Regions from separate parts of the Homo sapiens genome. Here all the other regions are linked to region 2. The links are chromatin contacts, found by Hi-C or POLR2A ChIA-PET in ENCODE. All regions are on one chromosome and are shown on one strand. Each heading gives the region's core, a stretch centred on a gene start or an enhancer-like site at or near the end of the contact. The rest is flanking DNA. Distances are from core to core; before and after follow the strand shown.

Region 1 (2,708 bases), core at 2-2,501, 580 kb before region 2:
ATTCCTATACAGAGAGTTGTGTATCAGGTTCTCTGCCACCTGGAGAAGGTGTTTGATTGTTCAGTTCTGTCAGTCCTGTTCAGCAGGATTAACCTGAAGGAGTATCCCGATTTAATTGAGATTCATAAAAGCTTCAAAAAGGGTAATCAATTCTCTCCCCTGTCTTTTGGGGTCTAGGTCTGGTTTTCATTCTTTCACTTGGTCAGTCGCTCATTTAGCAAGTATTCATGAAATGCTCACATGCGGCCGGGCGCGGTGGCTCACACCTGTAATCCCAGCACTTTGGGAGGCCGAGGCGGGCGGATCACTTGAGGTCGGGAGCCTGACCAACATGGAGAAACTCCATCTCTACTAAAAATACAAAATTAGCCGGGCACGGTGGCACATGCCTGTAATCCCAGCTACTCGGGAGGCTGAGGCAGGAGAATCGCTTGAACCTGGGAGGCGGAGTTTGCAGTGAGCTGAGATCGCACCATTGCACTCCAGCCTGGGCAACAAAGAGTGAGACTCCTTTAAAAAAAAATAATAAAGAAATGCTTACATGTCCCAGGCCCTGTGCTAGGCGGTGTGAATATAACTAACCTGCGCCCTGGCCTCCTTTCGTTGGCAGTCTCTGAGGACCTTGGTCCAGGTGTCTCAGGACATTTCCCAGTGCTGCAATATTTGCTCCCTGATTGTAGACTTCAGAGAGTCCTCCCTTTGTTCCTTGGGTCTGGGCCACCCCTGGGGAAGTCTGTCTAGTTCCTCCACCATGTCCTCTCTCTTTGGGAGCCTCTCATCTTTCCAGACCCAATTTAGCCAAAACTCTGCTGTTTTCTAGCCCCACCTTTAAGGCTGTTGGGTTTCTCTTACCTAGAGGCATCTCTCTAGGATCTTAGCTCTTCTCCTCGGGAAATCCCTTTGTTTCTTCTGTAAGATTTGCACAGTTCACAGAGACATTCCACTTACAGAATTTGTATGGAGATAAGCTTTCACGCCTCTCTGATCATCTTGTTGGATGATTAATTATGGTTTACAATTTTTCTACTGCTCCATCATCCTTAAAACCTGAGAGGCTCATCATCTATAGGACTTCAGTGGTTTTGTGCTGTTATTTTCTTTCTTGGCTGCCTCAGAGGAAGAAACAAGCAACACCAAGTCACAAGCCACTGAGATTCAGAGTGACTGAAGGGCTAGGAGTTTCCCACTGAATTGTAAGAACACATGGTGCTTCGTTCATGTGGTCATGAGATGGAGTTCCTGGTCACTTGCTTGCAGGCCCTAATTAATTCTTTTCTTTGTTCAGTGCTCCCCTTTTCCCAGAAAAGGGATGGAAAAGAGACAACAAAAATGCCCAGCTTTCAACCAACCTGTAAACAAGGTAATAATGTCTGGACAAAAACTTTGTTTTCTGGTCTACTAAGAAGAAAAGGAGACAGGGAACCGAGGTCTGAGGGAAGACTGCACTGCTGGGGATGGTGGCAGAGCTGGTTGAGGGTCACTTTGTGTTGATTCCAAAGTGACCTGACTCCAGCTGGAATCCAAGAGCACTCTCAAGAGGTGGCAAAAACAGACTTTCCCCCCAGTAACCCGGAGGGTAGAATGAGGATCTGAGTGTGAATTACTAGTTTATAGGAGACCTTCAGTGAGAAGCGGTGAAGGGCTAAGAAGGATGTGCCTATGGCCAACAATGTCAAAGAAGATACTCTTGGTGATGCCAGAAGAAGGGGCCAATTTAAACGTGGACATGTTGTTCAGCAGCAGGAATATTCAAAGAGAAACTTAGTCATACAGAAAGACACAAAGAGGGAGTGACGCATATGCTGAGAAGAGGATGAGGGTATTTTGAGAGAGGGAGGAAGAAGGAGGGGAAATGAAAGACAGTCAAGGACAACAATAAAAATAACCGTATTATGAACAGCTCACTGTGATGGAATGCCTGCTCCGTGGCAGCTGTGGGTTTATTGCTCATGGCTGCCTTTGGAGATTAGTATTATTTATGTGCCCATTTTGCAGATTAGGAAACTGAAACCCAGAGGGACAATGTATGGGGTTGCGTAGGTCAGATGAGAAAAGATAAACCCAGAGCCTTTGTTGTTGTGTTTTTTGGGAGGGAAGGAGGTAAAATTCAGATGTTAACCATTTTAAAGTGTGGAATTCAGTGACACTTAGTATATTCACAATGTTGTACGACCTCCTGTCTCTAGTTTCAAAACGGGTTAATCATCCCAAATGGAAACCCTATGCCCATTAACCAATTATCTAATTTCCCTCTGCCCCTAATCCCTGGCAATCAGTAATCTACTTTCCGCCTCTACAAATTTGCCTACTCTGGACAGTTCATGAAAATGGAATCACACAATATGTGGCCTTCTGTGTCTGGGCTTCCTTCACTTAATAAGATGTTTCCAGGTTTTTGCCACGTGGTAACATGAATTAGTATCTCAAGTCCTTTTGATGGCTGAATAATATTCCATCATACATCTCTACCACATTTCGTTTATTCATTCATCAGTTAATGATGGGTTGTTTCTATCTTTCCGCTATTGTGACAGAAGTTACATTCTTCCTGTTACCCAGGGAATCTAATGGAAAAGATAGAAACAGAAACATGAAACAAAAATGGGGAAATACATGCAGAAAAAAAGATCCAGGGAAAAAAGAATACAAAGAGCTGGAAGAAGTGGAGGTGACCCAAACTCTGAGTCCTCATGGAAAGGCCAATGAGA
Region 2 (2,700 bases), core at 41-2,540:
GCACTGATCTTGAGCAGGAGAGGAGCAACTCCCTCCCTGAGGTAAAGAGGAAGGAGCTGGACTGGACACAAATAATTTGGTAATAAACTTGTCCCCCGGAATTTGAAAAGGAAGCCTTTTTTTCATTAATAAAGTAGTTAAATGAAAATAACTTATAAGGTTGGGCATGGTGGCTCATGCCTGCAATCCCAGCACTTTGGGAGGCCGAGGCAGGTGGATCACCTGAGGTCAGGAGTCCAAAACCAGCCTGGACAACATGGCGAAACCCCGTGTCTACTAAAAATACAAAAATTAGCCAGGCACAGTGGTGGGTGCCTGTAATCCCAGCTACTCGGGAGGCTGAGGCAGCAGAATTGCTTGAACCCAGGAGGCAGAGGTTGCAGTGAGCCGAGATGGTGCCATTGCACTCCAGCCTGGGCAACAGAGCGAGACTCTGTCTCAAAAGAAAAAAAAAGAAAAAAGAAAAAGAAAATAACTTATAAATGAAGTGTGTAACAGGTAAATGGAACAGAGATAAAACTTAGATTGACAACAGAAATAAGTGGTTTTCCTTCTTTCCCTGTGTGCAAATAAGAAAAAAAGTGGTTGGCTGGGTGCAGTGGCTCACGCCTGTAATCTCAACACTTTGGGAGGCTGAGGTAGGTGGATCACTTGAGGCCAGGAGTTCAAGACCAACCTGGCCAACATGGTGAAACCCAGTCTCTACTGAAAATGCAAAAATTAGCCAGGCATGGTGGCAAGCACCTGTAGTCCCACCCAGCTACTCAGGAGGCTGAGGCAGGAGAATCCCTTGAACCCAGGAGGTGGAGGTTGCATGAGCTGAGATCTCACCACTGAACTCCAGCCTGGGTGACCGAGCGAGACTCTGACTCAAAAAAAAAAAAAAAAAAAAAAGAAAAGTGGTTAATGTTATGCGGGGAGAATAAAAGCAGCAGCCCTGAGTCATGTTCCATCTTCTAATAATTCTGCTCTGTAAAGATGCTCAGGGCTGAAATCAGCAACCTAGAGAAGACCTACTTCAGAGCACTGGCTAAATTATGGAGAATGTTTTCAAGACTGCACTGAAATAATAGCAGGACACTAAGAGTGAAAGTAATAGTGGAAGTGAGTAAAACTTGGAGAGAAGGCAGCCGCTCAGCGTGAGAAATAACTACCAGAAGCCACTCACTTGCTGCTGTTTCCTATCAAATCCTTCCATTTACTTGCAGGAGCAGAAATTTACTGAAAGTAAATGGAAGGATTTGATAGAAAATCAAATCCAGGCCCTGCAACAGCGCAGAAACTTTTGCTAGATCCCCACTTGCATATTTTATTTACGTAGAATTCTCTTTTCATTTAAAGTATGAATAATCAGCTGCTGCTGCTTCTTTTTTTTTTTTTTTTTTTTTTTGAGACAGTCTCACTCTGTTGTCCAGGCTGCAGTGCAGTGGTGTGATCTTGGCTCACTGCAACCTCCACATCCTGAGTTCAAGCAGCAATCCTGCCTCAGCCTCCCAACTACCTGGGATTACAGGCCTGTGCCACCAGGCCCAGCTAATTTTTGTATTTTTAGTTGAGATGTGGTTTCCCTATGTTGGCCAGGCTGGTCTCAAACTCCTGACCTCAGGTGATCCACCCACCTCGGCCTCCCAAAGTGCTGGGATTACAGGTGTGAGCCACCGTGCCAGGCCCTAATAATCAGCTTCTTATCAGCACCAAGCACAAAATTTCAACTTTAGGATACTTATTTAATGGCAAAAATATATACAATAGTACTTGTTTTCAGCTTTCCATTTTTAGGTAGGAAAATCAAGTAAAAAATATATTTTGGGGAGCTAAATGATGAGAACTTATGAATACAAAGAAGGAAACAATAGATACTGGTGTCTACTTGAGGGTGGAGGGTGGGAGGAAGAGGAGGAGCAGAAAACATAACTATTGGGTATTGGGTTTAATAATTAACCTGGGTGATTAAATAATCTGTACAAAAAAACCCTGTGACATGAGTTTACCTGTGTAACAAACCTTCACATGTATGCCTGAACCCAAAATATAAGTTAAAAAATACATATATATACATATATATATTTGGACAGGAAGGTGGCTCACACCTGTAATCTCAGCACTTTGGGAGGCTGAGGTGGGAGGATCATTTGAGCCCAGGAGTTCAAGAGCAACCTGGGCAACACAATGAAATCCCACCTCTCTTTTAAAAATTAAATATGTGTGTGTGTGTATATATACACATACATATATATATATATATACATATATATATACACACACACACACTCTCAAAAGGAATATATTAAGTACTATAATACAGATTATATTACTTAAGGCCGGGCGCGGTGGCTCACACCTGTAATCCCAGCACTTTGGGAGGCCGAGGTGGGTGGATCACCTGAGGTCAGGAGTTTGAGATCAGCCTGGCCAACACGGGGAAACCCCGTCTGTACTAAAAATATAAAAATTAGCTGGGCATGATGGTGGGTGCCTGTAATCCCAGTTACTCGGGAAGCTGAGGCACAAGAATCACTTGAACCCAATAGGCGGAGGTTGCAGTCAGCGGAGATCATGCCATTGCACTCTGGCCTGGGCGACAGAGAAAGACTCTGTCTCAAAAAAAAAAAAAAAAAAAATTACATTACTTAAAATTATTTTTGGCCAGGCGCGGTGGCTCACGCTTGTAATCCCAGCACTTTGGGAGGCTGAGGCGGG
Region 3 (2,700 bases), core at 1-2,500, 660 kb before region 2:
CAACCCTGTCAACACCTGGATCTCAGACTTCCAGCCTCCAGAATCATGAGGAAGTATACTTCTGTTGCTTAAGGCACCCGGTCTGTGGATCTAGGTAATGGCAGCCCTATCAAACTAATACCACACCTATGTCTAGCTCGGTTCAAAGGATTTTGCATGGGTTGCTCATTTGAGCCTAACCACAACCCTGGTACCATACTCATTTCTCAGATGCAGGAGCTGAGTGCCAGGAAGTGGTGATAAGGGGGCTGGGGAAAGGAAGAAAGTCTAAATCTTGGGGTTCTGGACCTTGTGAGGTTAGGGAAAGGAGCTTTGGTTGCCCGATCTGCCAGGCCCTTCTACATCTGAGCTCTGTGGGGAATCAGGCCTATGGGGAACTGGGGTGCTCAAACCACACCCCTAAGCCGGCCCATGCTATAGCCCTCCATGCCCCCAGTACAGCAGTGCCCCTGTGTCTCTATTTGGAACCCTGGGATCTGAGTCGCTGCCTGGCACTACCCAAAGGGACTCATCTCTATGGTGCAGTTCCAGATACTGAGGCCAACAGGGGTGAGGAAGAGAAGTAAGACAGCCCTAGGCAGGACACATTTCCCCCGTGTGCCTCAAAGGATTTAATCATCATGCACTGACTCTCACGCCTGCCTGGAGAGTCAGATTCTCTAATATGAGATTGTGTGGAGCCCACTGGTTCTTCAACTACCATTCTCAGTCAAGTTGATAGTATGGCTAATATTTATTGAGGTCCTACTATGTGCCAGGCCCTGTCCTAAGTGCATTCCATAGAGTTTCTCATTTAATTTTCTTGGCATCCCTGTGAGATGGTCTTCAATGTTATCACTATTTTACAGATGAGGAAACCGAGGCTTAGAGAGTTCAAGTGTGGAGTTGGGATCCTGTCTGACTCCTATGCTGGCTGTCTATTTCTTTTTTTTTTTTTTTTTTGAGATGGAGTCTCATTCTGTTGCCCAGGCTGGAGTACAGTGGTGCAATCTCGGCTCACTGCAATGCCTGATATGCTGGCTGTCTTAACCATTAACTGGCACTGACTGTATACCTTGCCCTGTGCTGCCTTTGGCTATAGTTGGCTGGACATGTTCCCCAATCCCCTTGTGCTGGGCAGAGAATCAGGAAGGAAGCTGGGGTGTAAGAACGGAAACTGCCAACCAGTACCACAAAGATCTGAACTCTTATTCACGTGGTCTGTAACCTCCTGCCCGCTCTCCCTCCCCCACCCGTGGTCTCTGCCTGGGAGCTGAGATTGTCCCCTTCTGTTTAACTTGGTGTTTGACCCCGGCCACCTGCTGTTCATTTCATTCAGTTTCACCGGGACACCCAGACCAGGGCACGGGAGGTGGCCCTGTTACCAGTTCTTTGTCATCTGTAGCTGGTTGTGAAATGCCCTGGCTGATCCACACCAGAAGAAGGAGAGAAAATTTCCCTGGGGCTGGAATTGCTGGGGCCCTTCCTAGAGGAACAAGCACAGCCCAGAGACAAATCTGAAGCCACTGCCTGTACACGTGGGTTGGGAACTGCCTGTCCAGGACACCTCCTGCAGAAGACTGGCCCAAGGCCTTGTCCTTTCCTTGGCAGGGACAGTGCGGGGACGAGAGAGTCCCAGGGGGGTCATGTGAGCTCTGTTTCCGGAGTCTATCTGGGAACCTTTTCCTTCCCTGCTGGTCCACATTCCCGGAGCTCTGCGAGTCAGCATCGAGGTGAAGGTGGGCCAGCGCAGGCCCTTCCCTGTGGCCTCTGAGTCTGGGGGGGTTGCCATCCTCTGGGTCTGATGTACCCTCCTTATGTGCAGGGTGGGGGGTGCAGAAGTAGAGTAAGTGGGCCAGGCGCGGTGGCTCACGCCTGTAATCCCAGCACTTTGGGAGGCCGAGGAGGGTGGATCACGAGGTCACAAGATCGAGACCAGTCTGACCAACATGGTGAAACCCTGTCTCTGCTAAAAATACAAAAAAATTAGCTGGGCACAGTGGCACGTGCCTGTAATCGCAGCTACTCGGGTGGCTGAGGCAGGAGAATTGCTTGAACCTGGGAAGCGGAGGTTGCAGTGAGCTGAGATCACGCCACTGCACTCCAGCCTGGTGACGGAGCAAGACTCCGTCTCAAAAAAAAAAGAAGTAGAGTAATTGTGCCCAGGAGCCCAATCCATGTCTGTTAGGAGCCTGCTTCCTGCCACCGGTCCCTGGGTGGCACACTGGAAGGTGCTTGGCATAGAACGAGGGCAGTGGTGTGTCAGCAGGCCGGGCACAGAGGCAGATGGACTGGGGGCCTTGTTGAGAAGCCAGAGGCCATGTCGAGGCTGCACAAGGCCGTGACTGCCTGCTTGAGTCTGGGGAAGCTGCAGGGCTCCTGTTCCAGGTGCCCACCAGCCACTGCGCCAGGGGAAATGCCTCTGAGAGCACATCAGGGGCTTCTCAAGCTGCAGCCACAGGGGCTGGGCTTGGCACAGAGTGACGGAGGAGGGGGCTGTTCCTGCAGGTTTTGGTAAGGCGCTGCCTCCTAACCACAGCTGATCCTATGTATGGGCTGATGTCTAGGCTCTTCTTTAGAAAAATTAGCATAACTGTCTTCCCTTCCACCCCTCCGCACCCCACGACCTGCAATCCCTCTGAGCCCTTATCTTCACTTATCAGACACCCAACACTCTTCTTCTCATTTTCTGAATGACTCCACAGTTCTAGAAATTAAAGC
Region 4 (2,700 bases), core at 98-2,597, 540 kb before region 2:
GCTGGGAAAACCTGGCCCAGAAATAGTGTCTTTTCTAGCTGTCTACATCGTATCCTTTAAACTGACTTGCCAAAGGGTGATTTACTGAGAATTTAATATGATGGAATAAACTTCTGAGATATCACTGCAACCCACACTCTTGTCATAGCAAGAATGAGTTGAAGAAAGGGCTTGGGGGAGGAGTTCCTAGATGTCAGTTCTTTTCCTGGAGGGCTCTGGGCCTGCAGCAGTACCTCTGGGATGGAAAAACCGTGGGCAAGATGACCAGGTGGGCACCAGGGAGTACAGGGCTTTTTGCTTTTTGCTCTGGGAACCTGGAGGAAGAGTCCCCATGACTTAGGCATGTAAGGTGTTGTAATTTCTCTTCCTCTACAAAGTCACTATACAAAGAAGAGACTAAAGTCACATAAATAAAAACAATTCTAGGCTGCAAGATATATCTTGCCCATGTGTTCCCTTTCAATGGCAGAATTTGAGTGGCCTATTAGGAGCCATTTCTTGGGCACATCTCCAAGGGGGGTGCCTGAGCTTCCCCTGGAGTGGGGCCTTGTAACTGTTTTTCCTTTTTGTTGTAACAGATGAGACTCATCGATGCTGACCACTATTTTTAGGCTGCTGGGTCAAGGTTTCTGATACATCATCCTATAAAGTACACTGCAAGTGGGCCCCAAGAAAGAATAAATACCACAGGCAAATCCTATGTTTGAAGTTCCATTGTCTAGAAAGCCTGCAAACTTGGTGTATGTCTCTTTAACCTTTTTAGTAAGAATTTTTTTCTTTTGCTTACAAGTGGTTCTCAACTTGCTCTACAGTAGAATCCCCTGGGAGCATTAAAAAACATCTCTGGAGCCCCATTACCAGAGATTTTGATTCAGTTAGTCTGGGTTGGTGTATAGGCATCAGTATGTCTTAAATATTGTCCAGATGGTTCTAATGTGCAGTCAATAGTTGAGAACTCTGGCCTCTAATGCAGTGGTCTCTGGACCAGCAGCAGCAGCACCTGGAACTTGTTAGAAATATACAGCCTTGGGCTCTGCCTCTCACTTGCTGAATCAGAAGCCTAGGGGTAGCTCCTAGCCAGCTGTGGTCTATGAAGCCCTTCAGGTGGTTCTGATGGACCCTACACAATTGTGGCAATTGTGATCGAACTGTATTGCACTACAGTGACTCACAACTTTTCTTGTGCTAGAAAAACACAAAACACCAGAGGAGCTTTGGAAACACCAATTCTCAGGCAGCACCTCAGACCAATAACATCAGAATCTTTGTCAGGCGGTTGCGGGGGATCCCCAGGTGATTGCAACGTGCAGCCAAGGTTGAAAACCCACATTACAAAGTGGTTTCTCCTGAGTAAGGGCTGGGAGGTCATAACTAGAGTCATTAACAGCCTACAAGTTTGTCTAGGAAAGTTTTTGAAAAGGGGTGAGGACTTCCTTGCTGGAAGAGTTGCCTTTTCCTCTTCACAGAGGGCTTGGCTGTGGGCTGTAAGAAATGGCCCTATGGGTCTCCCTTAGTCATCAAACAAGTTATGCAGACCCCAGAGATGAGAGCTGTTTGACTACTGAAGGGTCTCACCTCCAGCAAAGAAACAGAAACAGTGTGGATTGATCTAGATCTTGCTAGGGAAGAGCATTGGCTAAGAAAATAGAGGGCATGGCAACTTCTTTTCTATCCCCTCTCAATTAGTGTCCTGTACCAGTCCAGCTGCATGGCATTTTTGTTTTGAGACAGGGTCTCACTCTGTCACCTCGGCTGGAGTGCAGTGGTGCGATCACAGCTCACTGCAGCCTCAACTTCCTGGACTTAAGTAATCCTACCACCTCAGCCCCTGGAGTAGCTGGGACTACAGGTGTGTCCCACCATGCCTGACTAATTTTTGGTATTTTTTGTGGAGGTGGGGTTTTGCCATGTTGCCCAGGCTGGTCTCAAACTCATGGGTTCAAGTGATCCTCTTGCCTCAGCCTCCCAAAGTGCTAGGATTGCAGGCATGAATCACTGTGCCTAGCTTACATGGCATTCTTACAGCAAAAGGTGCTCCTTGCAGTTGTGCAAAAGGCTGACCCTGCCTAAAATGCTCATCTCATTGCAATGAAAAGAATCAAAATGTGACTTTGTTTAGACAGGGAAGTCACCCATGATTTTGTTATTGAAATACCAGGGGTTCAGTTTAGGTCCTGCTGCTTGCCACGCAGAAAGCCAATCACTGAGACAATGAGTATTGCCAAGCAAGAAGGCTTTAGTCGGGTGCTGCAGCCAAGGGGATGAGAGATCAGTCTGAAATCTGTCTCCCTGACTCACTAAAGTTAGGGGTTTATATAGCAGAAATGTATCTATATTCAGGGAAGCAGGAATTAGGGAGTGGTAAGGAGGAATTGGTTAACAGGAAGGAGATTATTGGTTAGGCAGTCATAAGGGGTGAGGAGTTTGGCATCTCATTGTCCAAATACAGTAATCTGGTGAGTTTCAGTCCCTTGATGTTATGTGGGGGTCTGACGGTTGGTTTCCTGAGAAAGAACTCAGATAAGACAAATGTAACTCTCTCAAGTTTTAAGACTGAGAGGGTCAATTTCTATGTTTATTCAAAATAAACTGTAAAAATCAGATTTATGGGACAATTGGGTTCATTTCAGTGCCCCTTTTCTGTTTATCAATTCCTCAATCATGGGGAACTGGTTGTCAATCTTTCTGGCTGTTTCATGC

The links. A loop is a pair of places that touch in the nucleus more often than their neighbours do. ChIA-PET counts read pairs that join two places held with the same protein, here RNA polymerase II (POLR2A). Pooled maps may share reads with other maps.
Region 1: a loop to region 2 is called in a pooled map, with 4 times the contacts of the local background. The contact joins two enhancer-like sites. A Hi-C loop is called at or near these places in 2 of 50 pooled maps. POLR2A ChIA-PET finds 5 or more read pairs at or near these places in 3 of 52 experiments (A673, B cell and MCF 10A).
Region 3: a loop to region 2 is called in a pooled map, with 3 times the contacts of the local background. The contact joins two enhancer-like sites. A Hi-C loop is called at or near these places in 7 of 50 pooled maps. POLR2A ChIA-PET finds 5 or more read pairs at or near these places in 2 of 52 experiments (B cell and activated B cell).
Region 4: a map with no recorded cell type shows a loop between it and region 2 (5-fold over the local background). The contact joins two enhancer-like sites. A Hi-C loop is called at or near these places in 2 of 37 single-sample maps with no recorded cell type and 2 of 50 pooled maps. POLR2A ChIA-PET finds 5 or more read pairs at or near these places in 1 of 52 experiments (activated CD8-positive, alpha-beta memory T cell).

Annotation. Positions count from the first base shown.
Region 1 is chr2:230,582,239-230,584,946 of GRCh38, reverse strand. All of the region lies in intron 1 of LOC112268431 (a long non-coding RNA gene), which reads left to right. Among named protein-coding and RNA genes, the nearest start is that of LINC01907, 120 kb to the left of the region's middle. RefSeq lists enhancers at 594-733, 1,854-2,073. Within about 2 kb of position 1,251, at least 2 of the 41 ENCODE cell types and tissues checked have a DNase peak (open chromatin) inside an H3K27ac peak, as active enhancers do; they include B cell, where a contact is called at or near this core.
Region 2 is chr2:229,999,046-230,001,745 of GRCh38, reverse strand. The region is part of intron 3 of FBXO36 (F-box protein 36); the gene reads right to left. Among named protein-coding and RNA genes, the nearest start is that of SLC16A14, 69 kb to the left of the region's middle. Within about 2 kb of position 1,290, at least 2 of the 41 ENCODE cell types and tissues checked have a DNase peak (open chromatin) inside an H3K27ac peak, as active enhancers do; they include B cell, where a contact is called at or near this core.
Region 3 is chr2:230,659,306-230,662,005 of GRCh38, reverse strand. No RefSeq gene overlaps it. Among named protein-coding and RNA genes, the nearest start is that of LINC01907, 40 kb to the left of the region's middle. RefSeq lists enhancers at 1,376-1,932, 2,567-2,700 and a cis regulatory region at 2,254-2,700. Within about 2 kb of position 1,250, at least 18 of the 41 ENCODE cell types and tissues checked have a DNase peak (open chromatin) inside an H3K27ac peak, as active enhancers do; they include B cell, where a contact is called at or near this core.
Region 4 is chr2:230,536,283-230,538,982 of GRCh38, reverse strand. All of the region lies in intron 24 of SP100 (SP100 nuclear antigen), which reads right to left. Among named protein-coding and RNA genes, the nearest start is that of SP100, 120 kb to the right of the region's middle. Within about 2 kb of position 1,347, at least 2 of the 41 ENCODE cell types and tissues checked have a DNase peak (open chromatin) inside an H3K27ac peak, as active enhancers do.